Regions from separate parts of the Homo sapiens genome. Here region 2 is linked to region 1. The links are chromatin loops, found by intact Hi-C in ENCODE. Cell type or tissue: heart right ventricle. All regions are shown on one strand. Links, peaks and the distances in the headings refer to the core of each region. The heading gives the core; the rest is flanking DNA. Region 1 has its middle 50 kb from the start of APLN. Region 2 holds the start of ZDHHC9 (zDHHC palmitoyltransferase 9).

What was found. Peaks named below come from ENCODE experiments on the same cell type or tissue, not always from the same donor. Only the 100,000 strongest peaks of a DNase experiment are listed, where the experiment ranks them.
Region 2: a loop joins it to region 1, with 2.7 times the contacts of the local background. A loop is called at or near these places in 9 of 110 quality-filtered maps.

The regions. Positions count from the first base shown.
Region 1 is chrX:129,597,384-129,612,723 of GRCh38, reverse strand. No RefSeq gene overlaps it. Among named protein-coding and RNA genes, the nearest start is that of APLN, 50 kb to the left of the region's middle. RefSeq lists enhancers at 11,132-11,632, 11,633-12,133. In heart right ventricle, for the core only: CTCF peaks have their summits at 5,586 (motif pointing left) and 7,110; DNase peaks (open chromatin) are centred at 5,603, 7,093 and 7,998; H3K4me3 peaks cover 387 bases; H3K27ac peaks cover 427 bases.
Region 2 is chrX:129,841,620-129,856,727 of GRCh38, reverse strand. It overlaps ZDHHC9 (zDHHC palmitoyltransferase 9), which reads left to right and starts at 12,842. Exons shown (of 11, transcript NM_016032.4): 1 at 12,842-13,032; 2 at 13,402-13,469; 3 at 14,648-14,949. The coding sequence starts at 14,783. RefSeq lists enhancers at 5,592-6,405, 6,406-7,221. In heart right ventricle, for the core only: a CTCF peak has its summit at 12,755 (motif pointing right); DNase peaks (open chromatin) are centred at 12,747 and 13,686; H3K4me3 peaks cover 2,141 bases; H3K27ac peaks cover 1,638 bases.

The sequences.
Region 1 (15,340 bases), core at 3,514-8,513:
TTCTGGGGTACCAGGGGAGATACTTTGACTTTATATGGGTTGTCAGACCTCTATGAGCTAGTGGCTTTTGAGCTGAGCCTGAAAGATGAAAAGGAAGCAGCCCACAAAAATCTGGAGGAAGAACATTCCAGGCAGAGAGAACAGCCAGCACAAAAGCCCCAGGGCAGCAAAGGACTTGGGGCCTCTTGGACCAGAATGGAGGCTGGTGTCCCTATGGGATTAGGCAGAGAGATAAGGTTAAAGAGGCAGGTGTGGGCTGATCATGCCAGGGCGTTTACGCCATCTTAAGGGAGGGTCATGAGCACAATAACAATTCATAGCATTGAGACCTTTCCCAAAAACACCTTGTCACTACACATGGCTCAATGATCTACATTCTATTCGAGCAGAGGAAAGATGTGGCACTTAGTCAACCATTTTCCCATCACAGTTCTGAACATGTTGGAAAAGCAAAGCTTCTCTTTTTTGGACTTCACCAATTCAAGCTTTGAACTAGTTCATATAGCGGTTGGGCTATGAGACAGTGGGTTTGATACACTGCCTCCCAGTACCCACCAAAGGAACCCAGGATCTTCTGTTTAAAAAAACAGACCCACCAGCAAGTTAGAAATCAACCATGGCTGTGCTGCTTGCATATCAGGCTTATCTATTCACTAAAGCTCGCTCCTGAAGATTCCTATTTGACATAATTGTGTTAACCCTCTTCCTATTGCTATGTAGTGGAAAATGATTGTTAAAAAAAAAAAAAAACACGTTGGCCGGGCACAGTGGCTCACGCCTGTAATCCCAGCATTTTGGGATGCTGAGGCGGGCGGATCACAAGGTCAGGAGATTGAGACCATCCTGGCTAACACGGTGAAACCCCGTCTCTACTAAAAATACATAAAATTAGCAGGGCATGGTGGCGGGCGCCTGTAGTCCCAGCTACTTGAGAGGCTGAGGCAGGAGAATGGCGTGAACCCGGGAGGCGGAGCTTGCAGTGAGCCGAGATTGCGCCACTGTGCTCCAGCCTGGGTGACAGAGTGAGACTCTGTCTCAAAATAAATAAATAAATAAAATAAAACACGTAGTTTTGGGGGAAACATTCAATATGTTGATTTTTAAAAACAGAATAAAAACTCTGATCTCTGCCTAATTCATCTGAATTTCCTGAGTGTCTATTGATATATCTGTGATGAAGGATTTGTGTTCACATCCTGGGCAGAAGACATAGTAAACCTCGAAATATACCAAACACAGGGACAAGTTCCCTCCTCCCCCCTCTTCCCCCAAGAATTCTATTCAGAACCAGGTTCCTGGTCTTGGTTCCTTGAACCTGCCTGGCAGACAGTCCCAGGTGTGTGTTTCCTTACACTTTACATCCGAGCCACTGTTCTGACTTTCGAGACTTTCCTTCTTCCTCAAGGCTCAGCCTAGAAGACAGTGTGTGGCACAGATTGCGCTCAGCAAATATTTGCTCCCCTACATTTCTCAGCCTTTCTTGCAATTAAGCTTGGGCCACGTGACTAATTCTGACCAAGAGAGTCAGTGAACTTAATGTGCATCATTTCTGGGCCAAGACAGTTAAGAGTTGGTGTGCTGTTATGGGCTGAATTGTGTCCCCCTTATCCATATATTGAAACACTAGACCGCCAGTGTGGCTGTATTTGGTGTTAGGAAGTAATTAAGGTTAAATGAGTATGGGGCCCTGATCCAATAGGATTAGTGCCTTCGTAAGAGGAGATACCAGAGAGCTAGCTCTCTCTCAGCCATGGGAAGACACAGCGAGAAGTCAGCCATCTGCAAGCCAGAAAGAGTGCCCTTACCTGACACTGAATCTGCCAGTGTCTTGACTGTGGGCTTTCCAGCTGTGGAACTGTGAGAAATGAATTCCTCTTCTTTAAGCTACCCAGTCTATGCTAGTTTGTTATGACAGCCCATGCTGACTAAGACTATTTACTTCTCCATCTGTCTTTCCCCCTGCTGTGGAGTTCTAGGAGGCCACATGTTTCAGGTTGGCCTTACTACGTGTCATCCAACCTGCACTAGACTTTTGTGAGAACCAGAAATAAGCCTTTCTTGTGTTAAACCCCTGAGATTTCAGGGTTTCTGTGTTATTGCAGCATAACTCCACATATTCTGACCAATGCACAGTGACAGAGAAAAGGACATGGCACATCATCTTTGTCCAAACAAAAGCAAAAGCAGATGTGGGCCACCAGCTGTTCTCCCTCTGGCCCATCTTGTCTCCAAGGCTGAAGGTGGCCCCAGTGAGTCCTGGGTATTAAGACAGGTGCAAACTGTGCTTCCTGGGTCCTGGGATTCAGCAAACGATGAAGATTTAAACTGCTGGAGGAATCCACTGAGGTTTCAAGTAAGAAAACAAGAGCTCCAGCTGCTCTTGGGAAACTCTGGGAGGTAAGGTATTGTTTCTAGAAAGCCCCCACTGAAATGCACACCAGTTCCCTGGAAGGAGTCATGCATTTATCCACTGACAACCAAGAGGCACATGTTAGGGACTGATTTATCAGGGGAGGGCTAGAGGGACAGGCCCAGGGCCTCAGGGCCACCCTGGGTCACAAAGTAGGAGGTAGACCGCACAGCTTGGCCCAGAGTTCTCCCTCGACTGCCTGTGAAGAGGTTTGAATTTCAGCAGGAGTAGGAGGGCCATGTCACTATGTCAGTTTCCCTATGGCTTCTCACTGGCATGCCCCTCTTGGGCCAGGCCACCTGCATGACCATCTTTTCAGACCATCTAGGAGAGAGGATGGAAGTAAACTTTGGGGCCTTACTTTTTTGTTCCCCCAGTGCTTGGCAAGACTTACTTATATGCAACTTTTTCTGACATTCCAAATTTGTCTCCTGTTTTCAAGGCCAAATTCAAGCCTAATCTCCCATAGGAGATTTTCCCTGACCCCTCCTTCCCTTTGTAATGGCTGCTGATCTCTTAATAACCCTAGCTACAGCCAACATTTATTGGGCACCACTATGTATTAAGCCCTGTGCTAGCTCATTCTTCTTGTGTACCATTTCATCCGATCCTCCCAGGTCCTGAGGGAGGTGTTATCATCCTTACTTTACATCTGAGGAAACTGAGGTTCAGAGAGGGGCAGTGACTTATTCAAAGTCACACAGCTAGGATGTGCCAGAGCTAGAAACCAAGGTCCCTGCTCTTAACAACTGCTCTCTACTGCCTCCCACAGCTCAGCCCTCTGTCATAATCTCTTATGAATTGCTACCCAATCCCTGCAAGATCTTTGATGGTAGGGATGGCTTCTTTAAAACTAATTAATAATTAGCTTCACTCCTTTGATCAGTGCTTTACAGTTTATATAAGGCTTCTACATACATGATCTCATCTAATCTTTACTACATTCCTGGGACATTTGTGTTATCTGCAGTTTACAGATGAAGAAACTGAATCTCAGGGAGTTCCGTGACTTGCACAAGGCATGCATCCAGTGAGTGACAATGAGTTACTCTTTCCACTACTCCAAGGTCCCTTTTACTTGAGAATGGCTCCCAGCTTATCCTTTCCTCCATTCTTGGCACCTTGGTACTCTATGCCCCATTTCCATCCAATGTAAAATAGCTGAGGTGAAGAGGGGACACTCATTTTCCCTCCAGTCCTCAGGAGTTGGAACACAGGGATACAAAATTATGCAATTGACATTCAACAGGATGTGAGTGGGACTTCTATAGACCTGAGAACTGGCAACAAGGGCCCAAAGCTGAGGACTAGTTCCAAGAAAGAAGTGCCAAGGAACTTCCAATGATAGGGGACCAATGCTTCCTTCAGGGCTTATTAAGAGCTTAGCAAACAGGTTCTACTGCTCCCACCCCGTCTAGATAAGCAGAAAGTAGTGGTGGGGCACCACTGGGATGATCAGGAGACTTTGGCCCAGTGTTGTGGCCAAGTGAGGGGTTCCAAGAGAATGCCATCAAGATTGGGACGGCATAGGGGGTCAGGCTGTGAAGTGGGACATGTTATCTCATTCCTGGTTGGACATCTGCTTGGGTGGCAGCCTTGTGACTCTGCCCTGAGCCTATGAGAACAACTAAAGGGGAGTGGAGAGAGGGCAAAGAGCAGAGGCGGCAGTGGTGTAGCCAGCCATGTGCGCTTTCCTCAGGTCAGAGGGACACCTCCAAAGGTCACACATTTGAGTTGTCTTACCTTGTCCTGTTCAAGAGGACTGGCTTCAGGGCAAGGGGACCTCAACAACAAAGGTCTTTGTAGATACTGCTGGGGACAGGTGTGTGCATAGGTGTGGGTAGGGATTGGGTTGGTTGGAAGAAGTAGTGGCCAAATAGCTTCTCCCATGTCAGGGAACTCTGAAGTGGGGAAGCCTCCAGAACCCTGCCAAGATGGTTCATGACTGTGGAAAGAGAAAAGCATTGTGTGTTTGTACCCTATTGAGTTGAGGCTCTACAATGAAGCAGTTATACAGGGCGGAACACAGTCTCTGGTGGTCACTTGCCATCCATCTCACCTTCCTTAAAGAGCTCAAGTGGCTCCTGCCTCCTTGAGACCTCTCCATAGTTAGACTGGCCTAGCAGTTGGAGGAAAGGAGAACAGGGTTTCTGTTCAAATACTGCACCCAGGGCCAAGGTTAGAGGGAGGCAAGTGAGGACCCTGGGGCACACAGTGTCAGGAGGGGCTCACTCTCAGGCATACCCCTGCCCTTGAAGGAATGCCTCCCTAGAGTCTGCATCCCAGATACCCTCATTTGTCTTACCTATTTGTAGCTGTCACAGGGCCTGGGTCGATGCCCAGTGGTTCCCCACGGGATTCACAGAAGCTGTCAGTCCCATGAAGACGTTCTGGGCTTGAGTGCTGAGGATGTAGGGATCTGGGGTTAGCACCCACCCCCCAACCCCCCCAAAAAAGCCAAGCAATTAGCTGGGTGTGGTGGCACGCGCCTGTAGTCCCAGCTATTAGGGAGGCTGAGGCAGGAGAATCACTTGAACCCGGGAGGCAGAGTTTGCAGTGAGCCGAGATGGCGCCACTGCACTCCAGCCTGGGCGACAGAGTGAGACTCTGTCAAAAAAAAAAAAAAAAAAAAGAGCCAAGCAAAGATTTGAGAGTGTAAGAGAGGTAGGGACACTAGAAAGGAAGATTGGAGACCTGCCTGCATTCATCCAACTCCCTGCTCTACCACGGTGTGATCCAGTCAGATGACAACCTCTCTATGTTCCCCACCTGTAAGACAACAATAGTGCCTCGCTCATGGGGCTGCAGTGAGGATGAAATGGGATCATGTCTGCAGAACACTGGGCTCCAGGCCTCCTTGTACTGCTCACTTGCTGGGTAATTTGGAGCAAGTCCTCTAACCTCTCTGTGATTTGTCTGTAACAAACCAAAGGATGTTTTTCACCACCTGAAAACAGATAGTTAAGTGGAAATGCAAAGAATTTTTTAACTACGAAAAAGCAGAGGACTGGTTCCCATGGTCTCTTAAGGTCCATTCTTGTTTTATGTTTCCGTGATTTAAAAACAAAACAAAACAATAAAACTCTTCTCTTTGGAACTGGAGAAGGAAGCCCAGAGCCAAGAAGTCGGCTTTCTGTACCACGCCCCTCTCCCTTAAAGAAAACTGAGGTTATTCTGCCCCCTGGTGTCCTGTACTGTCATTGCAGTCACTTCCAGTGGCCCATCTAGGCTTCAGATTTGGAATCACGAATTTTCCTTCCTTCCTTCCTTCCTTCCTTCCTTCCTTCCTTCCTTCCTTCCTTCCTTCCTTACTTCCTTCCTTCTTTCCTTCCTTCATTGAATGCCCCACTCTGGGCCACGCACTGTGCTGTGCACTGTGGTTGCAAAGATGAATAACACTGGGCCCCTTCCTTGAAGGAGGACACAGTCTAGTGGGGGAAGTCAGACACCTAAACAAATCATTTAGATACAGCTAAACAAGTGCTCTACAAAAGGCTACTATACAGTGCAAAGAGGGCGTGCTTGGCTTGGGGGAGGCAGGCGACATGTCTGGAAGAGCCTGACAAAAAGGGGTGGTAGTTGAGTTTGATAACCATGTTTGAATTCTTTAGGTGGCTGGACAGGGATGGGAGTGTGTAGAAGGATGTGGGGCACATTTAAGAGGCAACAGTGTATTTGGTTTGCTGGGGGCATGCTGTGGGCTTAGGGAAACAGTGGAAGATGGAGTTGAGAGCTGGGAGGTGGTCAGGGTTTTAAGCAAGGCAGTGACCTGGGTAGATTTGAATTTCTGTATGTTCATTCTGGCTGCTCTGTAGAGAAAGCCTTGAAGAGGCACAGGGCTGGGAAAACTCTTGGTCGAGTTGCCAGATTTAGAAACAAAACAAAAGAGTGAAACAAAACCAAACCCCGGATACCCAGTTAAATGGGAATTTCAGATAATAGACAATGGTTTTTTAGTATAAGTACATCCCAAGTATTGTACAAGATGTACTAAAAATTATTCTGTGTTTATGTGAAATTCAAATTTAACTGGGTGTCCTGTATTTTATGCGGCAACCGTATCTTGGAGACATCAAGGAGAGATGATGGTGGCTTAGACAAGGGTGGAGGGAGCAGATTTGGGTCAAAGGGGAAAAATTCCAGGGATATTCAGGAGGTAGAAATGAAAGAACTTGGCGATGACATGGACGTGAGAACATGAAAGGGAGGTGTCAAAACAACACCCAGTCTCCCGTTTGTTCCGTGTTGGGTCCTCCACTGCATCCCATACCTCCAACCACCACACATCTGGAGGTCAAGAGTCCTTCCTAAAACATCCCAAAGAACCCGCGAAGCCAGGAGCCAAGACGTCCTCCAGGGTCCCGCCTTCCCTGCTCGGCTCCGCCTCCTGCTTGGTTCTGCAGTGTGGCCCTCCGGGCTTGTTTGGGCCAGTCATCTGCCAGTGGCCGGTGCCTGGGATGAATTAGGGCCCCTTTAGGTCTCTGTTCTTTTCCTCTTTGCACCACCCTTCGCAACGGCCAGCATGAGGTGCCCAGCCCAGGTCCCCACTGCTGACTAGAATAGATCCTTTCTGCCAGGGAGGGATGTCCCAAAGAGTCCCAGAATCCTGCACCTTTCCCTAGGGGTTTTCTCACTTCCCGGAGGCTGGGACTGAAATGGTGGCCGCGCTTCTCCAAGCTTCTTGTGACCTCACAGTGCCTCTTAGTGGTCACACAGCACACTGCAGGCCGAGGTGAGATGGAAGATGGATTTGTAAGCACTGGGAAAGTTGTTTTTTGTTTGTTTGTTTGTTTTAGACAGAGTCTCGCTCTGTCACCCAGGCTGGAGTGCAGTGGCACGATCTGGGCTCACTGCAACCTTTGCCTCCTGGGTTCAAGCGATTCTTCTGCCTCAGCCTCCCAACTAGCTGGGACTATAGGCGCGTGCCACCACGCCCAGGTAATTTTTTGTATTTTTAGTAGAGACAGCGTTTCACCATGTTAGCCAGGATGGTCTTGATCTCCTGACCTCATAATCCACCCAGCTCGGCCTCCCAAAGTGCTGGGATTACAGGCGTAAACCACCGCGCCCAGCCAGCACTGGGAAAGCTTTTCATTCCTGATTCTCCCCTGGCAGGGCACAGGGCTCCTGCCTCTGCTGCTGGCCACCCATCCGTCAGGAGTGCTGTTGGCACTCCTCAGCTCTTAAGGATCTGAGCAAGACATTTGTGCAGTGGACCCGCTGGTAAGGAGGTGGCCTAAAATGACATTTCGCAAATCAAACAACTAGGCCCTGAGGTCTCCATTCTTGGTGGGACTCAGCAAGATGCTCCAGGTTGAATGGGTCAGAGATTCCGAAATCCCCAGCCTTCCAGATTTCATAGGTACCAGCCTACAGATAAAGCTTAATGTGCCAGAGGACCCGCCCACACTTGCCTGTGGACATCTCCGCCCAGAAAACTGGGGTGAGGCAGAGGGGAATCTCACAATTGGGTTCCCCACAGTGGGCATGTTTCCAGGCCGGGTGGTAGGGCTGGTCGCCATAGAGGGTGGCTGTCCAACTCTCCAGCATGACACCTCCCTCTCTGGGGTCACAGCCAGTCAGAAAGAACCCCCAAATGCCCCATCCTGTATCCCTTCCACACTGGAGCCTGTGTATGGCAAGAGGTGAGGATCCATGTCCCAAGGAGGGGAGCTGAGAGACAACCAGACCCCAGATGACTTTGTGGGCCAGAGCTTGAAGCTGGTCTGGGGTGACTGAACAGGAGCCTGGCTCAGGAAACTCAGCTCCCTCTCTTGTCTTCAGACTGCAGGCATGTGCTATGAGGACTGGGGACACCTCAGGATGTAGTGCAGAGGCTGAAGCTGTCACTGACCCACTGCTGGTGCCTCCCTTTGACTTCCAATGTCCTCTGGCAGCAGATGGTGAGCCATGCCCTAGGAATGGCAAGCCCCCTCCTTTCTCTCGAGTTTTGGTCATTAGTCTTTACTATATCCCCTGAGGAGTAGCTGGATTACAGGTGCACGCCACCACGCCCGGCTAATTTTTTGTATTTTTAGTAGAGACGGGGTTTCACCATGTTGGCCAGTCTGGTCTCGAACTCCTGACCTCAGGTGATCCACCCGCCTCAGCCTCCCAAAGTGCTGGGATCACGGCCGTGAGCCACATTTCTTGAAAGAGTTGTCTCCGCTTGCTGAATCTCAGGTTCCACCCAGGAAGAGGAGGGGCCTGGCGCCTCCCGGCTGCAAATGACAGGAACTTATGTGGCTCCACCCCACTTCGCATTCTTCCCAGTGCGCAGGCCGTGGGAGGTTCTGCCAGGGAGCCCTTCCCATCTGGCTGTCTGACTATGTTAAGGGACCCCAAGCCTTCAGTGGTGAAGGCTGAGACCACAGTGTAGATCAGGGCTGTCCAATCTTTTGGCTTCCCTGGGCCACACATAAAATACACTAACGATAGCTGAAAAGCTAAAGAAAAAAAAAGAAAGAAAAAATCAAATCACAAAAACATCTCATAATGTTTTAAGAAATTTTATGAATTTGTGTTGGGCTGCCTGCAAAGCTGTCCTGGGTCGCATGCAGCCCACGGGCCACTGGTTGGACAAGCTTGGTCTAGATCAAAGTTTGGCAAACTTTCTGTAAAGGGTCAGATAGTAAGTATTTTAGACTCTGCAGACCATACAGTCTCTGTAGCAACCACTCAACTCTGCTGTTGCAGCCCCAAAGCAAGTATAGACAATATATAAACAAATGAGCATGGTTGGCCAGGCGCAGTGGCTCACGCCTGTAATCCCAGCACTTTGGGAGGCCAAGACGGGCAGATCACAAGGTCAGGAGTTCGAGACCAGCCTGACCAACATGGTGAAACCCCATCTCTATTAAAAATACAAAAATTAGCCAAGCGTGGTGGCGCACGCCTGTAATCCCAGCTACTCGGGAGGCTGAGGCAGGGGAATCGCTTGAACCCGGGAGGTGGAGGTTGCAGTGAGCTGAGATCATGCAGCTGCACTCCAGCCTGGGTGACAGATCGAGACTCTGTCTCAAAAAAAAAAAAAAAAAAAAAAGGATGTAAACCTGAATAGGATGTAATGCCACTGTAAACAAGTCTGAAGTGTATGGTGGCAGCAACAGACTGCTTCAGATAGAGTTTGGAGACAGCTGCAGACAGAGGAGTGAGTGGGGTTTATGGAGCGAGAGAGAGAGTATAGAGTAAGAAGAGAAGTGACCCAAGCCTAAACCTCAGCACATGCCATCATCTAGTGGCGGGGCCAAGAAAGTAGAGGAGCCTGCAATGGAGATGGAGATGGAGTGGTTGGTGAGGCAGCAGGAACTCTGGGAAGAGTGTGGAGTTCCTGCACCCCGGTGAAGGGAGTGTTCCTGAAGAAGGGGTGGAATGCTGCTGAGAGGTTGGGTTAGGTGAGGACTGAGAAACGACCTTTGGTTTTGGCAGCATGGAGGTTGCTGGTGACCTTGGTGAGAATCATGTCAGAGGAATGGGCTAGAAAGGGTTGAGGGGTGAGTGGAGGTAAGAAAGTGGGGACAACAAGTGGAGACAACTCGTTCAAGAAATGTGGCTCATACCTGTAATCTCAGCACTTTGGGAAGCCGAGGTGGGTGGATCACCTGACGTCAGGAGTTCGAGACCAGCTGACCAACATGGTGAAACCCTGTCTCTACTAAAAATATGAAAAATTAGTCGGGCGTGGTGGCATGTGCCTGTAATCCCAGCTACTAAGGAGGCTGAGGCAGGAGAATCACTTGAACCTGGGAGGCAGAGGTTGCAGTGAGCCGAGATCGCGCCACTGCACTCCAGCCTGGGCAACAGGAGCGAAATTCTGTCTCAAAAAAAAAAAAAGAGAGAAAAAAAAAAAAAAGAAAAGAAATGAGAAATGTGATTGTGGAGGGGATGATAGAATGGTAGAGGAGGAAACTTCTATCCTTCAGCCATCACCCCCACGTATCAGGTCCAACAGTCCTAGAAGTGAGTGAAGAAATTCTATTACGATTTTACCACTATTCCATGGCTCCAAAATCCTTGTATTAGTTTCCCAGGGCTGCAGTAACAAAGTACCACAGTGGGAGGCTTAGAAACATGTTGTCTCACAGATCTGGAGGCCAGAGTGTGAAATCGAGGTCAGCAGGGTTGGTTCCTTCTGAGGGCTGTGAAAGAGAATCTGTCTCATGCCCATCCTGAGCTTCTGATGGTTTGCTGGCAATTTTTGGCATTCTTTGGCTTAGAGATGCATCACCCTGATCCCTGCCTTTGCCTTTACACAGTGTTCTCCCTGTGTGTGTGTCTCTGTCCAAATTTCCCTTTTTTATAAGGAAACCAGTTATATTAGATTAGGGCCCACCCTACTCCCAGTATAACCTCATCTTACTTAACTAATTATATCTGTGACGAGTCTATTTCCAAATAAGGTCACATTCACAGGTACTGGGGATTAGGACTTCAACATATCGATTTTGGGGGGATACAACTGAACCTGTAACAAGCCCCATTCCCTTTTGGTCTCCTTCCTCTCCACTTTGCTGTGCCATCTTCTGGCCAGGGATTAGTCTGTTTCTTCCCAGGTCACAACTGTGTTTCTCCCCGCCTCTCCAACTGCCTCGATTGATTCCATCGTTCCTTCCCAGCTGACCCCTCTCCAGAGAAGATCGAAGTCATTACCTTTCAGCAGTGAGATCACCTCCCAACCATTGTTGACACTTTCAAAATAACTTGAAACATTGATGGACAGTGAAAGAGGCAAGAGAGGAAAATGTGATTTAATTCTACCTGTGTTCAATGAAGAGTGCTGAAACTTCCATGAACTTTAGATACTTTTAACCTAGTTCTGAAAAAAAAAAGTTTTTGTTTTTGTGGACTTTTAAGGCCATAAGTAAGAGACTGTAAGGAGAAAAGTCAACCGAATTTCCCAAAATAGAAATGATCATGAAATAAGAAAAGTAACTGCAGCTTTAAATACCAATTTTATTATACAACTGGAAACCGTCATTCTCCTCTGCCATCTAGTGGCCACAGCTACAATCAGAAAACGATCCTTGCTCTTCAAAGCCAGGGCCACCGTTAGAGGTAGAGGGGTATAGCCCATTGTTGTCAAATGGCCTTTACAAGTGTGCTTGGCCCGTGGACATGCCTTAGAACTCCATGCTCCACGGTGCTGCCTCCGAGGTGCACAGTCAAGATGGGACCTTTGCTGCCCAGCTGTGTCAGCAGCTGGAGGACAGATGCCTGCGGGTGCGAGGGAGAGGGCAGGCTTGTGATGTGAGGGAGCTGCGGTGAGCGACTGTGCTGGCAAGGCCCTGTCCAGCCGCCTATGTGCTTGAGCAGGACACTGTGTTCATTCATCCCAACACACAGAAGTGCCTTTCTTTCATGAAATAATGTTTTCCTTAATCTTTTTCTGATTATAAAAGTCATACATCTTCATTGTAGAGCATTTAGAAAACCAGACATATAAATAAGAGTAAAAAAAAAAAAAAATTGAGATTGGCTCCAGAGAGTGGCTTGGGGGCTTTATCCTAATCTCCATCAGCACCCCCATAGTGACTCTGAATATAGATGCAGTGTAAGGCAAAACCCTGCTTGCTAAGCAAAGGCCATCTTGCAGCTTCAAGACGAATCCCCTAGCCTACCTTTCGATGGTTTCTAAACCCTCCTATGTAGACATTCTGAAGCCACGACTGCCCATGATGCCACCCTCTAGGGGTGACTGCTATTAACAGTTTGGAGAATGGACTTCCACTATTTTTGTGCCTATGTATTATCTTTATATCTGATATTTTAAATTTAGGAACATTAGGTACATACCTACTTATATGCTGCCTTTTCCACCTCATGTTATATCCTAACATTTTTCCACATCACAATTCCTCAAAAACATTATTTGAAAAGGCGCCATAATATATCCATAAACATCTACAATGTGTTTACCCTTCTTCTGGTGATGAAGGTTATGTAAATTGCTTTGTTTTTTGTGCTAATGAGTATGTTGAGATGAACAGGGGTGGACTTACGCCATTGCGCTCCTCTAGGGTGATTTCCTAGAAGTGAAATTACGAGTGTGAATGCTTCCAGGCTCTTAATGCATGTTGCCACATTGCTTTTAGAAAGGTGACACTTATTTACTCTTGTCCAAGCAGCAGGCGGGCTTGTTTTTCCTTGCCTTTGCCAACACTGGAATAATCAATGATGAAGATTACTGGATGCCAGGCATCAGGCTAGCTGCTGGAGATATGATAGTAAGGGGAGGAAAAGATGTGGTCTCTGCCTCAGCAGCGTTCCTGAGCTGGTGGGAGAGAGTGACCTTGATCAAATAATAAATGTGTAATTACAAAGTGAAGGAGAGGAAAGGGTGCAAGGAGAGCGTGTCACAAGGACATGTTACAGCCTAGGCTAGGAGGTGGCCAGGGAAAGCTCCTCAGAGAAAGTGTTGTTTTCGCAGAGACTGAGGCCTTGGGAGGAGTTGGCTCTGTGGTGAGAGGGAGCAAGGAGCAGACAAGGACAGAAGTCCAGTCTGAAAAAATGGGGGATGGGTCTACGGCCATACCACCGTGAATGTGCCTCATCTCATCTGAAAGAATGGGGGATGGCAGGATGTGGGAGGAGGCTTGAGTCCATGACAAGCAGACAAGCCAAGGCTTGTGGGTCCAGGTAAGAATTCTGGGACCCAGAGAGGGGTGATGTGATCAGACTTGCCTTTGGAAAATCACTTAAGATAAAAAAAAAATGTTAATCATGGTAAAAAGCACAAAACAGGGGCCAGGCACGGTGGCTCATGCTTGTAATCCCAGCACTTTGGGAGGCTGAGGGCAGATCACGAGGTCAGGAGTTTGAGACCAGCCTGGCCAACACAGTGAAATCCTGTCTCTACTAAAAATACAAAAATTAGCTGGGCATGGTGGCGGGTGCCTGTAATCCCAGCTACTCGGGAGGCTGAGGCAGGAGAATCGCTTGAACCTGGGAGGCGGAGGTTGTAGTGAGCCAAGATCGCGCCACTGCACTCCAGCCTGGGTGGCAGAGCTAGACTCAAAAAAAAAAAAAAAGCACAAAACATAAAATTGATCATCTTAGCCATATTTAAGTGTAGAGTTCAATAGTGTTAGGAGTATTCACATTGCTATGCAATGAATCTCCAGAACATTTTCATCTTGCAAAGCTGAAACTGTATACCCATCAAACAACTGCCCATTTCCCCAATCCCCAGCCCCTGGTAACACCATGCTTCTTTTCTCTATGGATTTGACTATTCTAGGGACCTCATAGAAGTAGAATCATACAGTGCTTTTTGGGACTGGCTTATTTCGTTTAGCATAATGTCCTCAAGGTTGATCCATGTAGCAGCATGTGTCAGAATTCCTTCCTTTTTAAGGCTGAATCATATTCCATTGTATGTAGAGAACTAACACATTTTGTTTTTCTATCCATGGACATTTGGGGTGCTTCCATCTTTTGGCTATTGTGAATAATGCTGCTAGGAACATGGGTGTGCAAATATAGCTTTGAGACCCTGCTTTCAATTCTTTTGGATATATCTCTAGAAGTGGGATTGCTGAACCATATGGTAGTTCTAGTTCTAATTTTTTAATAAACTTTGAGAATCAATTTTAAAAAGCAAATTTAACAAGGCTGATTTTGTTGCCTACAAAACAATAGAAAATAACAGTACTGTGTGGTTGCTAAAAACTATTATCTTCTTGGATTACATTAATATAATTCAGTAAGTCCCCCCCTACCACATGAACTCCTCTAAAGTTAATAGAGCTCAGAATGAATAATTAAATGTATATACATTTCAGGAACACTTATTGGATACACTTATGCTTTAACAGACAATCTTTATTTATTAGCCAAACATCATTGAACACTTACTCTCTGCAAGGCATTGTGGGGAAACTAAAATACGCCCAGCTTGGTTCCCACTCTCCTGAAGCTTCCAGTCCCAAAGGGGCAACAACATCCTTTGGTATGTAGTGTGTTAAAATAGTGGTACAGAGGGCAGGTTCTAGGAGTTCGGGGGAGGGGGGTGGTGGGCAGGGGTTGTGGGAAAAGGCTTCCTGGAAGAGGTGACATTTGGGTTTGATGGGGTTTGGGCAGGTGGAGAGGTGGGGGCTGGAGGGTTCCAGGTGGCTGGTACAGACCACCGAGCCAAAGCAGAGAGTGCGCATGAGTTTAGGGAAGGGAACGGCATGAGAAGGTCGAGTGGGAGACTCAGCCTGAGAGGTGGGTGGAAGAGACTAAGGAGAGCTTTGCATGCCAGGCAGAAGGATTGGAACTTCTGTGGCAAGTGGGCTGGGGGGCCAGCAGGGGTCTGGAATAGGGGAGAGACATCAAAACAGTGCAGTGATGTGTACAGGGAGAGAAACTGGCAACTGAGAAATTAGTTAGAAAGGAGTTAAATACATCAGGCGATTTAACTCCTTACATGAGGCAATGAGTGTTTGAATTTTATTGGTGGGGGGGTGGGGCAGGAGTTGGAGGGGCTGGGAAATGCGCAGTGGAAAGGAGGGGCCAGCTAGAGACTGCGGTTGAGCTGATCTCGGCCCCTTTTCCGTGGAGGTCCTTCCTTCCTCCCTCCTTCTTCTTTCTTGCTTTCTTCCCTTTTTCTCATCTTCCTCCCTCTTTTCTTCCTTCCTGCCCTTCTTTCATCCATCTTTCCTTTTTTTCCTTCTTTTAAAAAAATATTGGCCAGGTGCAGTGGCTCACACCTGTAATCCCAACACTTTGGGAGGCCAAGGCAGGCTGATCACCTGAGATCAGGAGTTCAAGACCAGCCTGGCCAACATGGTGAAAGCCCGTCTCTACTAAAAATAAAAATACAAATAAATTAGCTGGGTGTGGTGGCACGCGCCTGTAGTCCCAGCTACTAGGGAGGCTGAGACAGGAGAATCGCTTGAACACAGGAGGTGCAGGTTGCAGTGAGCCAAGATCGCGCCACTGCACTCCAGC
Region 2 (15,108 bases), core at 10,109-15,108, 240 kb before region 1:
TTAAAAGAACTAGAGAAGCAAGAGCAAACACATTCAAAAGCTAGCAGAAGGCAAGAAATAACTAAGATCAGAGCAGAACTGAAGGAGATAGAGACACAAAAAAACCCTTCAAAAAATCAATGAATCCAGGAGCTGGTTTTTTGAAAAGATCACCAAAATTGATAGACTGCTAGCAAGACTAATAAAGAAGAAAAGAGAGAAGAATCAAATAGATGCAATAAAAATGCTAAAGGTGTTATCACCACCGATCCCACAGAAATACAAACTACCATCAGAGAATACCATAAACACCTCTATGCAAATAAACTAGAAAATCTAGAAGATACAGATAAATTCCTGGACACATACACCCTCCCAAGACTAAACCAGGAAGAAGTTGAATCTCTGAATAGACCAATAACAGGCTCTGAAATTGAGGCAATAATTAATAGCTTACCAACCAAAAAACGTCCAGGACCAGATGGATTCACAGCCGAATTCTACCAGAGGTACAAGGAGGAACAGGTACCATTCCTTCTGAAACTATTCCAATCAATAGAAAAAGAGGGAATCCTCCCTAACTCATTTTATGAGGCCAGCATCATCCTGATACCAAAGCCTGACAGAGACACAACAAAAAAAGGGAATTTTAGACCAATATCCCTGATGAATATCGATGCAAATATCCTCAATAAAATACTGGCAAACCAAATCCAGCAACACATCAAAAAGCTTATCCACCATGATCAAGTGGGCTTCATCCCTGGGATGCAAGGCTGGTTCAACATATGCAAATCAATAAACGTAATCCATCATATAAACAGAACCAAAGACAAAAACCACATGATTATCTCAATAGATGCAGAAAAGGCCTTTGACAAAATTCAACAGCCCTTCATGCTAAAAAATCTCAATAAATTAGGTATTGATGGGATGTATCTCAAAATAATAAGAGCTATTTATGACAAACCCACAACCAATATCATACTGAATGGGCAAAAACTGGAAGCATTCCCTTTGAAAACTGGCACAAGACAGGGATGCCCTCTCACCACTCCTATTCAACACAGTGTTGGAAGTTCTGGCCAGGGCAATCAGGCAGGAGAAAGAAATAAAGGGTATTCAATTAGGAAAAGAGGAAGTCAAATTGTCCCTGTTTGCAGATGACATGATTGGATATTTAGAAAACCCCATCATCTCAGCCCAAAATCTCCTTAAGCTGATAAGCAACTTCAGCAAAGTCTCAGGATACAAAATCAATGTGCAAAAATCACAAGCATTCCTATACACCAATAACAACCAGAGAGCCAAATCATGAGTGAACTCCCATTCACAATTGCTTCAAAGAGAATAAAATATCTAGGAATCCAACTTACAAGGGATGTGAAGGACCTCTTCAAGGAGAACTACAAACCACTGCTCAACGAAATAAAAGAGGACACAAACAAATGGAAGAACATTCCATGCTCATGGATAGGAAGAATCAATATCATGAAAATGGCCATACTGCCCAAGGTAATTTATGGATTCAATGCCATCCCCATCAAGCTACCAAGGACTTTCTTCACAGAATTGGAAAAAATTACTTTAAAGTTCATACGGAACCAAAAAAGAGCCCGCATTGCCAAGACAATCCTAAGCAAAAAGAACATAGCTGGAGGCATCATGCTACCTGACTTCAAACTATACTACAAGGCTACAGTAACCAAAACAGCATGGTACTGGTTCCAAAACAGAGATATAGACCAGTGGAACAGAACAGAGGCCTCAGAAATAACACCACACATCTACAACCATCTGATTTTTGACAAACCTGAAAAAAACAAGAAATGGGGAAAGGATTCCCTATTTAATAAATGGTGCTGGGAAAACTGGCTAGCCATATGTAGAAAGCTGAAACTGGATCCCTTCCTTATACCTTATACAAAAATTAATTCAAGATGGATTAAAGACTTAAATGTTAGACCTAAAACCATAAAATCCCTAGAAGAAAACCTAGGAATACCATTCAGGACATAGGCATGGGCAAGGACTTCATATCTAAAACACCAAAATCAATGGCAACAAAACCCAAAACTGACAAATGGGATCTAATTAAACTAAAGAGCTTCTGCACAGCAAAAGAAACTACCATCAGAGTGAGTAGGCAACCTACAGAATGGGAGAAAATTTTTGCAATCTACCCATCTGACAAAGGGCTAATATCCAGAATCTACAAAGAACTTAAACAAATTTACAAGAAAAAAAATCAAACAACCCCATCAAAAAGTAGGCGAAGGACGCGAACAGACTCTTCTCAAAAGAAGACATTTATGCAGCCAAAAGACACATGAAAAAAAGGTCATCATCACTGGGCATCAGAGAAATGCAAATCAAAACCACAATGAGATACCATCTCACACCAGTTAGAATGGCGATCATTAAAAAGTCAGGAAACAACAGGTGCTGGAGAGGATGTGGAGAAATAGGAACACTTTTACACTGTTGGTGGCAGTGTAAACTAGTTCAACCATTGTGGAAGACAGTGTGGTGATTCCTCAAGGATCTAGAACTAAAATACCATTTGACCCAGCAATCCCATTACTGGGTATATACCCAAAGGATTATAAATCATGCTGCTATAAAGACCCATGCACACGTATGTTTATTGCAGCACTATTCACAATAGCAAAGACTTGGAACCAACCCAAATGTCCATCAATGATAGACTGGATTAAGAAAATGTGGCACATATACACCATGGAATACTATGCAGCCATAAAAAGGATGAGTTCATGTCCGTTGTAGGGACATGGATGAAGCTGGAAACCTTCATTCTCAGCAAACTATCGCAAGGACAGAAAATGAAACACTGCATGTTCTCCCTCATAGGTGGGAACTGACCAATGAGAACACTTGGACACAGGAAGGGGAACATCACACACCAGGGCCTGTCGTGGGGTGGGGGGAGGGGGGAGGGATGGCATTAAGAGATATACCTAATATAAATGACAAGTTAATGGGTGCAGCACACCAACATGGCACATGTATACATTTGTAACAAACCTGCACGTTGTGCACATGTACCCTAGAACTTAAAGTATAATTAAATAAATAAATAAATAAACAAGGCCGGGCATGGTGGCTTACGCCTGTAATCCCAGCACTTTGGGAGGCCGAGGCGGGTGGATCATGAGGTCAGGAGATTGAGACCATCCTGGCCAACATGGTGAAACCCTGTCTCTACTAAAATGCAAAAAATTAGCTGGACATGCTGGTGCGCACCTGTAGTCCCAGCTACTTGAGAGGCTGAGGTAGGGGAATCACTTGAACCCAGGAGGTGGAGGTTACAGTGAGCTGAGATCATGCCACTGCACTCCAGCCTGGCTACAGAGCAAGACTCCATCTCAAAAACAAACAAACAAACAAACAAACAGCAACAACAACAACAACAAAAAGCATGATGAGATTAGAACCAAGGAATCAAGAGATCAGAGGAACTCACACTTTGGAGTACTAAGCAGGTAATCAAAGCTCCTAGACTGACATAAGTGAGAAAAGGAGGGAGAGCAGAAAGTGGGATGGGGAGCAGAGGAGAGGCAGAAGAGAGAAAGGAAGTAAGAGGCGCAGAGGGAGGAAGCTGTGCCTAGAGGAAATAAAGTTTGGAACTCATCATGAATTGAAGAATGAAAAGCCATAGTCACAAGTCTGGGAGATGGACTTCAAGAAGAGGAAGCCTGGGGTTTTACACCTTCCAGCAGGTGATGACAAATCCCAAAGCTGTACAGTAGCAGAGAGTAAGATACATGTGACACTATGCCATCTGTTTTTGTAAAAGTAAGACACTGGCACCCTTGCTTGACGAATACCATTTTAAACTGCTGATTTAAGAACATTTGTGACCAGATTACCCCCACCCCAGCAGGTCGAATTATCTACAGGCAATTTAGAAAGGTTTTGAGCCAAGTGGGTCTATGAAAAACAAAATTCAGTTAACGCTTCTGTCAAGTGAAGAGACAGAACAGATTTTGTTATTATCCCACAGCATTTTAGTAGTTTCCTAAAGCTTACTCATTCTGACCAGTCTTAGTAAGCTACTATTGTCAAAGACTGTGCAATCAAACATAGGCTGACCATAAGCAAAGCCCCAATTTTCCTGAGCTTTGGCTGCCTCTGTGATCTGGAACACATCAGGCAGCATGGAAGTTATTATTACTTATTTGGGGGAATAGGAAAGACTGCGGATCAAAAACCACCTAACCATACAAATAAGTAACCAAAAGTGATCAAACTGACTAATTTAGCCGTTCAGAATCCCTTTTGCCAAAAAGTCATAACCTTGAGGTTGATGAAGTAAAACAGGATTCTGCTACTCAGATGCTTTGAGTTTAGGAAGTGCTGGTTTTGATGGTATTTCTAGTCAGTTTTTATTCTGATCTTTTCAGGCACTTCTGCCTGAGACTACTCTGCCCAGCATGAAAAAGCTTCACAGAAACATGTAGCACATCTCATCTCAAGTGGTACCTTCCAAGATGCCACAGTCTCCTGCCCTATTCAGTTGTCTACTTCTTCCTCTTCGTTCTGTTCTTCTTCCAGCCTTTCTTCATCTTCATCATTGTTCTCATCTCTGCTCTTGTCTTGCTCTTCCGAGTCTGTTTTTTTGTCTTTGTCCTTCTTCTTTTGCTCTGAGGCCCCCTTCTTGCCTTTCTGCTCCTGCCTATATGCATCCAGAGCTTCTTTTTTTTTTCTTTTTTTCTTTTATTTATTTATTTATTTATTTATTTATTTATTTATTTATTTTTATTGATCATTCTTGGGTGTTTCTCACAGAGGGGGATTTGGCAGGGTCATAGGACAATAGTGGAGGGAGGGTCAGCAGATAAACAAGTGAACAAAGGTCTCTGGTTTTCCTATGCAGAGGACCCTGCGGCCTTCCGCAGTGTTTGTGTCCCTGGGTACTTGAGATTAGGGAGTGGTGATGACTCTTAACGAGCATGCTGCCTTCAAGCATCTGTTTAACAAAGCACATCTTGCACCACCCTTAATCCATTTAACCCTGAGTGGACACAGCACATGTTTCAGAGAGCACAGGGTTGGGGGTAAGGTCACCGATCAACAGGATCACAAGGCAGAAGAATTTTTCTTAGTACAGAACAAAATGAAAAGTCTCCCGTGTCTACCTCTTTCTACACAGACATGGCAACCATCCGATTTCTCAATCCTTTCCCCGCCTTTACCTCCTTTCTATTCCACAAAACCGCCACTGTCATCATGGCCCGTTCTCAATGAGCTGTTGGGTACACCTCCCAGACGGGGTGGTGGCTGGGCAGAGGGGCTCCTCACTTCCCAGTAGGGGCGGCCGGGCAGAGGCGCCCCTCACCTCCCAGACCGGGCGGCTGGCCGGGTGGGGGGCTGACCCCCCCACCTCCCTCCCGGGCGGGGCGGCTGGCCGGGTGGGGGGCTGACCCCCCCCACCTCCCTCCCGGACGGGGCGGCTGGCCGGGCGGGGGGCTCACACCCCCACCTCCCTCCCGGAAGGGGCGGCTGGCCGGGCGGGGGGGCTGAACCCCCCACCTCCCTCCCGGACAGGGCGGCTGGCCGGGCGGGGGGCTGACCCCCCCACCTCCCTCCCGGACGGGGCGGCTGGCCGGGCGGGGGGGCTGAACCCCCCACCTCCCTCCCGGACGGGGCGGCTGGCCGGGCGGGGGGCTGACCCCCCCATCTCCCTCCTGGACGGGGCGGCTGGCCGGGCAGAGGGGCTGCTCACTTCCCAGTAGGGGCGGCTGGGCAGAGGCGCCCCTCACCTCCCGGACGGGGCGGCTGGCCGGGCAGGGGGCTGACTCCCCCACCTCCCTCCCGGACGGGGCTGCTGGCCGGGCGGGGGGCTCACACCCCCACCTCCCTCCCGGATGGGGCGGCTGGCCGGGCGGGGGGCTGACCCCCCCACCTCCTTCCCAGACGGGGCGGCTGGCCGGGCAGAGGGGCTCCTCACTTCCCAGTAGGGGCAGCCGGGCAGAGGCGCCCCTCACCTCCCGGATGGGGCGGCTGGCCGGGCGGGGGGCTGACCCTCCCCACCTCCCTCCCGGACGGGGCGGCTGGCCTGGCGGGGGCTGACCCCCACCTCCCTCCCGGATGGGGTGGCTGCCGGGCAGAGACGCTCCTCACTTCCCAGATGGGGTGGCTGCCGGGCGGAGGGGCTCCTCACTTCTCATATGGGGCCGTTGCCAGGCGGAGGGTCTCCTCACTTCTCAGACGGGGCGGCTGGGCAGAGACGCTCCTCACCTCCCAGACAGGGTTGCGGCTGGGTAGAGGCGCTCCTCACATCCCAGACGGGGCGGCGGGGCAGAGGCGCTCCCCACATCTCAGACGATGGGCAGCCAGGCAGAGACGCTCCTCACTTCCTAGATGGGATGGCGGCCGGGGAGAGGCGCTCCTCACTTCCTGGATGGGATGGCGGCCGGGCAGAGACGCTCCTCACTTTCCAGACTGGGTAGCCAGGCAGAGGGGCTCCTCACGTCCCAGACGATGGGCGTCCAGGCAGAGACGCTCCTCACTTCCCAGACGGGGTGGCGGCCGGGCAGAGGCTGCAATCTCGGCACTTTGGGAGGCCAAGGCAGGCGGCTGGGAGGTGGAGGTTGTAGCGAGCCGAGATCATGCCACTGCACTCCAGCCTGGGCACCATTGAGCACTGAGTGAACCAGACTCCGTCTGCAATCCCAGCACCTCGGGAGGCCGAGGCTGGCGGATCACTCGCGGTTAGGAGCTGGAGACCAGCCCGGCCAACACAGCGAAACCCCGTCTCCACCAAAAAAATACGAAAACCAGTCAGGCGTGGTGGCGCGCGCCTGCAATCGCAGGCACTCGGCAGGCTGAGGCAGGAGAATCAGGCAGGGAGGCTGCAGTGCGCCGAGATGGCAGCAGTACAGTCCAGCTTTGGCTCGGCATCAGTGGGAGACGGTGGAAAGAGAGGGAGAGGGAGACCGTGGGGAGAGGGAGAGGGAGAGGAGGGAGAGGGAGAGAGAGAGGGGGGAGAGGGAGAGGGAGAGGGGGGAGAGGGAGAGGGAGAGGGGGGAGAGGGAGAGGGAGAGGGAGAGCCAGAGCTGCTTTTTTAAAAATTTTTTTTTATTTTTTATTTTTTCTGAGACGGAGTCTCACTCTGTCACCAGGCTGGAGTGCAGTGGCGCAATCTCGGCTCACTGCAACCTCCGCCTCCTAGATTCAAGTGATTCCCCTGCCTCAGCCTCCCGAGTAGCTGGGACTACAGGTGCGCACCACCACACCTGGCTAATTTTTGTATTTTTAGTAGAGACGGGGTTTCACCATGTTGGCCAGGCTGGTCTCAAACTCCCGGCCCCAAGCAATCCACGCGCCTCGGCCTCCCAAAGTGCTGGGATTACAGGCGTGAGCTAGTGTGCCCGGCCTCAAGAAAATATTTTAATGTAAAATTTCCATTGAAATATTCCCACATATAGGAAGGCAGTGGTCTGCTCTTTTCTGTATGAATGTTATATACCATTATTTTTAATAGTTGCATAGTACTGTACTATGTAGATTTCCAATAGTTAATGGCCTTTTTTGTTTGCTAATTTTTGCAATTACACATACACAATTATGCACATTCACAAACAATTGCAATGTGTGTAGTGAACATCTTTGAACATATATCTTTGAACATTTGTGCGAGTATTTCTAGATAGAAGTAGGATTGTTGGGTCAGTGGTTGTGTAATGCAAAAATGTTAAAAGATACCGCCAAATAGCCCTGCTGAAAGATTTTTACCAGTTTACTCCTCTACCAATGGTATTCGAGAAGCTACAACCCTTTGAGGCAAGATCTCCTTAAGAAGTTGGAGACTCTGCTATGCATAGTTGAGAATTTGACTCTGCACTGTTTTGTATTTATCTTTAATGACTTCATAGGTGCTAGTCTTTTTGCCCCTAGAATATTTTAAGTTCCTTGGAGGCTGGGATCATGTCATATACTTCCTTGGTATTTCCCATATTGCCTAGTACAGGCTGAGCAAACTATGGCTGTTGCTTAATACATACTTCATGATTGATTGATAAACTGGTTCTATTTTTGGGCTGCACAGTGATTGAGGTGAGCTCTTGGAATGAGAGAGCTGGGCAGAGTCAGAGACTAGGGCTGTGCCGGGTCAGTATCAGATGCTGTCACTTGCACATCAAGTTTAGACCGTAATCTGAGAATCTAAATGTATAAAGCACCTACTACAATCCCTGGCTCAGAGGAGGTCCCCAATAAATGATTTCTATTGCTGTTATGATTCTCTTTTAATGAGAGGATTGTCTTAGGGCTACTGTTGAGGGTTCAAGCATAGGACCTAAAGCCATCCCAGGCAGAGTCAGAAATCCACAGTCCAGAGATGAAGTCAAATTGGGAACCAGTGGGAGCAGCCAGGCATCTGAGGCAGAAACAGAGACCTGCGTTTGGGCAGTTCACTTGCATTGTGATGAACACTTTCCTGGCCATCCCAGGCTGTTTTTTGGGGGGCTTTCTGCATGTTTGGCTTTCATGCAAAAGTATCTTTTTTGTTTGTTTTTGAGACGGAGTCTTGCTCTGTCGCCCAGGCTGGAGTGCAGTGGCGCAATCTCAGCCCACTGCAACCTTTGTCTCCCGGGTGGAAGCGATTGTTGTGCCTCAGCCTCCCAAGTAGCTGGGATTATAGGCACCTGCCACCAAGCCCAGCCAATTTTTGTGTTTTTATTAGAGTCGGGGTTTCGCCGTGTTGGTCAGGCTGGTCTTGAACTGCTGACCTCAGGTGATCCACCCGCCTCAGCCCCCCAAAGTTCTGGGATTACAAGCGTGAGCCACCGCGCCTGGCCATGCGAGGACATCTTTAAGGTGCTGCTTAGTTCCCAAGAGAAGCCAACAATCTCAGCACAGGGCTGTGAACATAGGAGGTGCTCAGTGAAAGCAATCCCATTTACCTTTTGCCTGTTGAAACAGATAATGTGGCAGGAATGTCAATGATTTACTTGAGAAGAGGAGGCTAAGGATCAGCCATTCTACTAGAACAAGATTACTATCCAGGCTTTCCCCAGTCCCAGGTGGGGTAGGGGGCTGGGAAACCCAGTCAGATAAGGATTCAATTCAGTGATGAATTTAGAGGTTATGAAAACGTGGTGGTACATGGATGACAAGGACTCTATACAGTGAAGAATGGGTCTCATTTTTTCTACCTCTCTACCCCAGTCAGCAGGATGGCTAAGGGAGGGAGATGGGAGGGGGCAGTAATGGAGATGTCATTATAACATACAGCATTGACTGTGTCTCTCTTCCATGCCAGACAGTTAGCACACAATTCCCTTTATAACTCCATGATATAGGTATTAGCTTTATTTTACAGATGAAGAAATAGTCTCAGAAAGGATAAATTACTTGCCACAGGTTATACAAGCTATTACGTAGCAGAGCCAGGATTTGAACCGAGGCCTGTCTGGCCATAAGGCTTATGTGCTTTCTGAGCTACCTACCATCCTGGATCTTCTATGTCAGTGATAGCAGCCCAGGCCTCAGAGAAACAGATGTTGCTTAAGAATACTAGCTCATCATGCGTGGGTAGGGCATTCCGTGGTTCATTCTTTTGTTCATCAATTCGTTCTACACACACATGCATTTATAGCCAGAAAGCAGAAAGAGATGTGCAAGTCAGAGAGGTGGGGTGGAAAGGGCTGTGTGTGTGGGGAGGAGGGCAAAGTGACATGACAAGTTTGAGGCTACAGAAAATAGAGAATAAAGGAGCTATCATGAGCTCAAAAGCAGGATGGGGGCTGATGCTTTATGTCTGCTCCTGGATGTAGTACTGAATGGGTCTCCGGGTGGTTACAGAAGAGTCTTTGAAGCAACACTAACAGGAAAGCTTCAACCCAGTGGTGGCACTCAGGATCAAACAGCACATTACACCTACACCTACACACGCCTACACACACACACACACACACACAAACACACACACATGAAGAATAAATGTGGAGACAGGTATTTTTAAACAAATACTCCAGAACATACATGATAACACAAGGAGCTGTCTTATAAACTGGAAGGCTATACCTTGATTTTTGTGGTGTTTCTAGTGCTCATCACATGACTATAACCCCTTTTCTTCTCTCTCTTTCTTTCTTTCTTTCTTTCTCTCCCTCTCTCTCTCTCTCTCTCTCTCTTAGATGGAATCTCGCTCTGTCGTCCAGGCTGGAGTGCAGTGGAGCGATCTGGGCTCATTGCAACCTCCGCCTCCCAGATTCAAGTGATTCTCATGCTCAGCCTCCTGAGTAGCTGGGATTACAGGCACCTGCCACCATGCCTGGCTAGAGATAGGGTTTCACCATGTTGGCCAGGCTGGTCTCAAACTCCTGTCCTCAAGTGATCTGCCTGCCTTGGCCTCCCATAGTGCTGGGATTACAGACGTGAGCCACTGTGCCCGGCCTATAACCTCTTTTCAAAAGAGCCAACACTGACTTGGATGTAAAAAGTGGGAAGTCTGTTGAAAAGAGAAGAGAAAAGAATAGGAAAAAACAGTCTCAGTTTATAGTCACAATTTAGTTGTGTGTGTGTATTAAGACTTTAAGGATTATATAAAATGATGTAACTACATAGGAGGAAGTACTATGGGATGTTTGTCCACATAAATTTTCCTTATTTTTCTTTGAGTGTTGAGAATAAATAATAACAGATTGTAATAAAACAAGCCTGACTCACATAGCCACTTAGTCCGAGAGGGAATGTGACCCAGAGCAGGGAGGGACAGAGCTCAGGAATGTGTCACCATGACACATCGATTCCAGGACTCCTCAGGCTTCACCTGCACCTGAGCTATGGACAAAATATGTTTGAGTGCTACAGAGGCTTATTTTTCACTGCTCCATAGTCAGAAGGATGGCAGCTGGGGTGACCATACTATTCCTAAGGGCATCTGATATACATAGGCTTGGAAATCCACAGGGCTGATGAGGTTTAGGGAAGTTCTTCTCCCTCCCATACCAAGTGTGTGCAATACCAGCACCCTCCAGAATTCAAAGCGGGAGAATTGGAGGCAATGATACTGATCGTACACTTCATGAGGAATAAACTGTTGATCATAATCAGCATGAGTGCTAAGGAACAATGGAAGCTTTATAAAGACAAACCTTCCTTTGCAAGTTAATTACAACACATCTCAGAATTACCTAGTGTTTTTTAAATCCTTTAAGAATTTTGAAGGGTGCCATGAAAGTGTCAAATGTAATTATTATGTAGCTTTTTGTTTCATATTGTGTGGGACACATATACTGTAAAGGAAAAATAGTTCTTGACCATGTATGTGGTCCTTCAACTAACATACAACTGCCTTAGGAAGAGCTTTGGCAGTCTCTTCTGTACTAATTCCAAATACCAAATCTCTAAAACTTTGAAATTTTTATCACGCTTAGGAAAACCTAGGCTGGTAATGTAGGCATTCTCCTCCAATCTTCAACCTTTTCTCTTATCTCCTCTTACACTTGGAAAGGAGATGCCACCTTCAACCTTTTCTCATATTTCCTCTTATATTTGGAAGGCAGGAGCCATACTGGTGAAAACAGACCTAGTGTCTTTTAAAGTCACCCTATAGTATAATACTGTGGTTCTCAATTGTTTCCCCCCTTCAATCTCAAACTTTTTTTTTTTTTTTTTTAAGACAGGGTCTCTCTCTGTCGCCCAGGCTGGAGTGCAGTGGCATGATCTTGGCTCACTGCAACCTTCACCTCCTGGGTTCAAGTGATCCTCCTGCCTCAGCCTCCCTGGTAGCTGGGACTACAGGCGAGTCCCACCGCTCCCCGCTAACTTTTGTCTTTCTAGTAGAGACGGGTTTTGCCATGTTGGCCAGGCTGGTCTTGAACTCCTGACCTCAGGTGATCCACCTGCCTCGGCCTCCCAAAGTGCTGGGATTACAGGCGTGAGCCACCGCGCCCAGCCCAATCTCAAACTTTTAATGCATGCAACTCACTCGGATCAGTAGCAGTGGCTCATGGTGGCAGTAATGCAGAGCTGGGTGGCAGAAGGAAAAAATCAATCTGGTTGGTGGGTGGGAATTCTGCCTTGGATTCTCCCCTTAATCATCATAAGCTTTCCAAACCGAATAAAAATTTACAACCTTTTTGGCAATCTTTACTTCATTACCTACCTGGAAGAATTTATGTCCTCAGTGGAGTTTCTTTAACTCCATTAATGTCAATTAGTTGTTTTAGGTGCTGCAAAATGATAATACGTTCTTGGGGACATTTATCCTTTACAACATGCTTTTTATGCTTGTTTGTGTGTTTTGATTTGAAAGACTTAGAGATGCAGGCTAGGGTGACTGGGACAGATATGGGGTCCCTGGCTACTGAATGAGACTTGGGAGGCAGATGACTTGTTTTTATGCCGATAAAGAGTAAAATCTCAAGTTGCGGTTGATTTTAAAATGCAAGCAGGGCTGGAGAGGCCCATGGCAGACCTAGTTTGGGGTGAGCACCCGGATCTGTGAGCTAGTGTTGCTTCAGCATCTCACTGTGTGTGTGTGTGCGCGCGCGTGTGTGTGTGTGCGCGCGCGCGCGCGTGTGTGTAGGCTGGTTCCACCCTTTGCTGTCCCATCGGCACTACCCTTAACCTCCGTCTCTGCGTAACTATATTAATAGAAGGCAACACTTCACATACTGGCGCTCAGACCCCAAAGAGAGGCTGGCAGTGGCTTGGCAGGTGGGCATGCAGCAGGGAGATGGGTGGAGGAGTGGGCGGAGGCATCGTCGAGTGGCGTTAGGCAAAACCAATGGCAGTTCGGGATAGGGGCGGCCGGGGCGGAGGCGCCGAGGCCGATCGGCCAATAGAGGGCGAGCAACTACTGGAGCGACCTGGTGACGTGAGGAGCGTTCCATTTGGCCAGTGGTGGGCGGTTGCCACAGCTGGTTTAGGGCCCCGACCACTGGGGCCCCTTGTCAGGAGGAGACAGCCTCCCGGCCCGGGGAGGACAAGTCGCTGCCACCTTTGGCTGCCGACGTGATTCCCTGGGACGGTCCGTTTCCTGCCGTCAGCTGCCGGCCGAGTTGGGTCTCCGTGGTTCAGGTAACGAGGGGTGGGGGCGGGGGTCTCCTGGGCTCGGCTGCAGGGTGGGCTGCCTCCCCTTCCGCGGCGCCTGGAGGCGGGGACGTCGGCACCGCCCTTCTCAACTCGGCAGCCGCCGAGCCCCTGGCCCGGGGTGACTACACGTGGCGGGGCGTGTGTGAGTGTGTACGAGCGTGTGGCTGCGTGTGCGTGTGGATGTGGCGCGCGTCCCAACCTGCCTGGGGCGGTGGTCCGCGGCGTGGCGGAGTCAGGGCGGGCCTCGAGAGGCCGCGCCCGCGGCTCGGCCCCGGACTCCGGCCTCCGGCCTCCGGCCCCCCGCTGGGGAGCCGGTCGCTGCTTCCCGACGGATTTTGATCTTTGTTCTTCCAGGCCGGCTCCCCCTTCCTGGTCTCCCTTCTCCCGCTGGGCCGGTTTATCGGGAGGAGATTGTCTTCCAGGTTAGTTTTACACAAAGGACGGGTTCTCTGCACCTCTGGGCCCCCCTCCCCTTCCCCGAACCTTCTACCTTCTCGTTTCCCTGCTCCGCTCCTAGGCTGTTTTTGGACCTTTGCCCTCTCCAGCCCGCGAGTTGGCTGTTTCTCCCTCCGTCCGTCGGGCTGCAGGCTTCCGCCTCAGTCCTGCCAGCGTGGGGCATGTGGTGTCGGTAAATAGAGGCCACAACACCACACCTGAGCGGAGGAGAAGGGTAGCAGAGGCTGAGAAACTCTGGGCCTGGGAATTCAGGATGCTGAGTAGAGATGGTACTTAGGACATGTCCCAGAAAGCGCCCTTGTGACTTTTCTTAGCTGCTGCCATTCCCCACCCCCCAACCAGCCATCAGCAGTCACCAACCATTCCAGAATCTCTCCTGCTTAAGTCAGCCTTTCACCTACAGGTCTCTGATGTGGTTTCATTAAGATTCTCACAAATGTTAGGCTAGACCAGCCAGATTGTTTCATTTCCCGGACTCAGGAAGTTGCAGAGGGTTTGATGAGGGGAAATCTGTTTTGTGTAAATACAATGCACGTATGTGCACAGAGCGTCCAGAACCTCCTGGCCCTGCCAGAGGGTGACTTGTTCCCTGCTGTGATTCATATTCGAGTGGCTAATTGAAGAAAGAAGGTGAAGTGGAGGAAGGGAGGGAGGTTTTATAAGGACAGAAACTCTACTATTATTTTTAGAGTCCTTTTAATGATGTTGAAAGAACACTGTGGCATAGTGGAACATGCCCTTGACTGGAAGTTAGCAGTATCAGCATTGCTGCTGTGTGGTCCTGGATAAGTTATTTCCTCTCTCTGGTCCTCAGTTTACTCATTTACAAAACAAAGTATTAATAATTGGCACGATCACCTATAAAATCCTCTCTAGTTCCAAGGTTCTGTGATGATCAGATCATCAGCATTAGATTGGAAGCATAGAGGCTTATTTAAGAAGAAATACTAGCCCCTTTCCTTTTTTGAGAACCTTTTATCATACCTTCTTTTAGAGAACAAACACGAATTGGAAATAAACTTTTCCCACTTCCCCGTCCCCACCCCTTCAGTCAGTTTTCAACTTTCTGTCTCTGGGAAAGGAGGGTTGAACTGTATTTTCTTATTATTGCCTCATTTTTTTTTCTTTTTCTGCTTTTTCTTAGGGCTAGCAATTGGACTTTTGATGATGTTTGACCCAGCGGCAGGAATAGCAGGCAACGTGATTTCAAAGCTGGGCTCAGCCTCTGTTTCTTCTCTCGTGTAATCGCAAAACCCATTTTGGAGCAGGAATTCCAATCATGTCTGTGATGGTGGTGAGAAAGAAGGTGACACGGAAATGGGAGAAACTCCCAGGCAGGAACACCTTTTGCTGTGATGGCCGCGTCATGATGGCCCGGCAAAAGGGCATTTTCTACCTGACCCTTTTCCTCATCCTGGGGACATGTACACTCTTCTTCGCCTTTGAGTGAGTTTCGGTTGAGTAGAGTTACCTGATTATGGTTACTTTGGGTCCAGGGGAAGAACCTGCTTTCTGGGGAGTTTGGGGCTGGTCCTTGGATGACTTTAACGTCCTCTTGAGCGATGTCTGTAGAGATGCCAGCTGAATTCATTGCTTCGTGGTCAT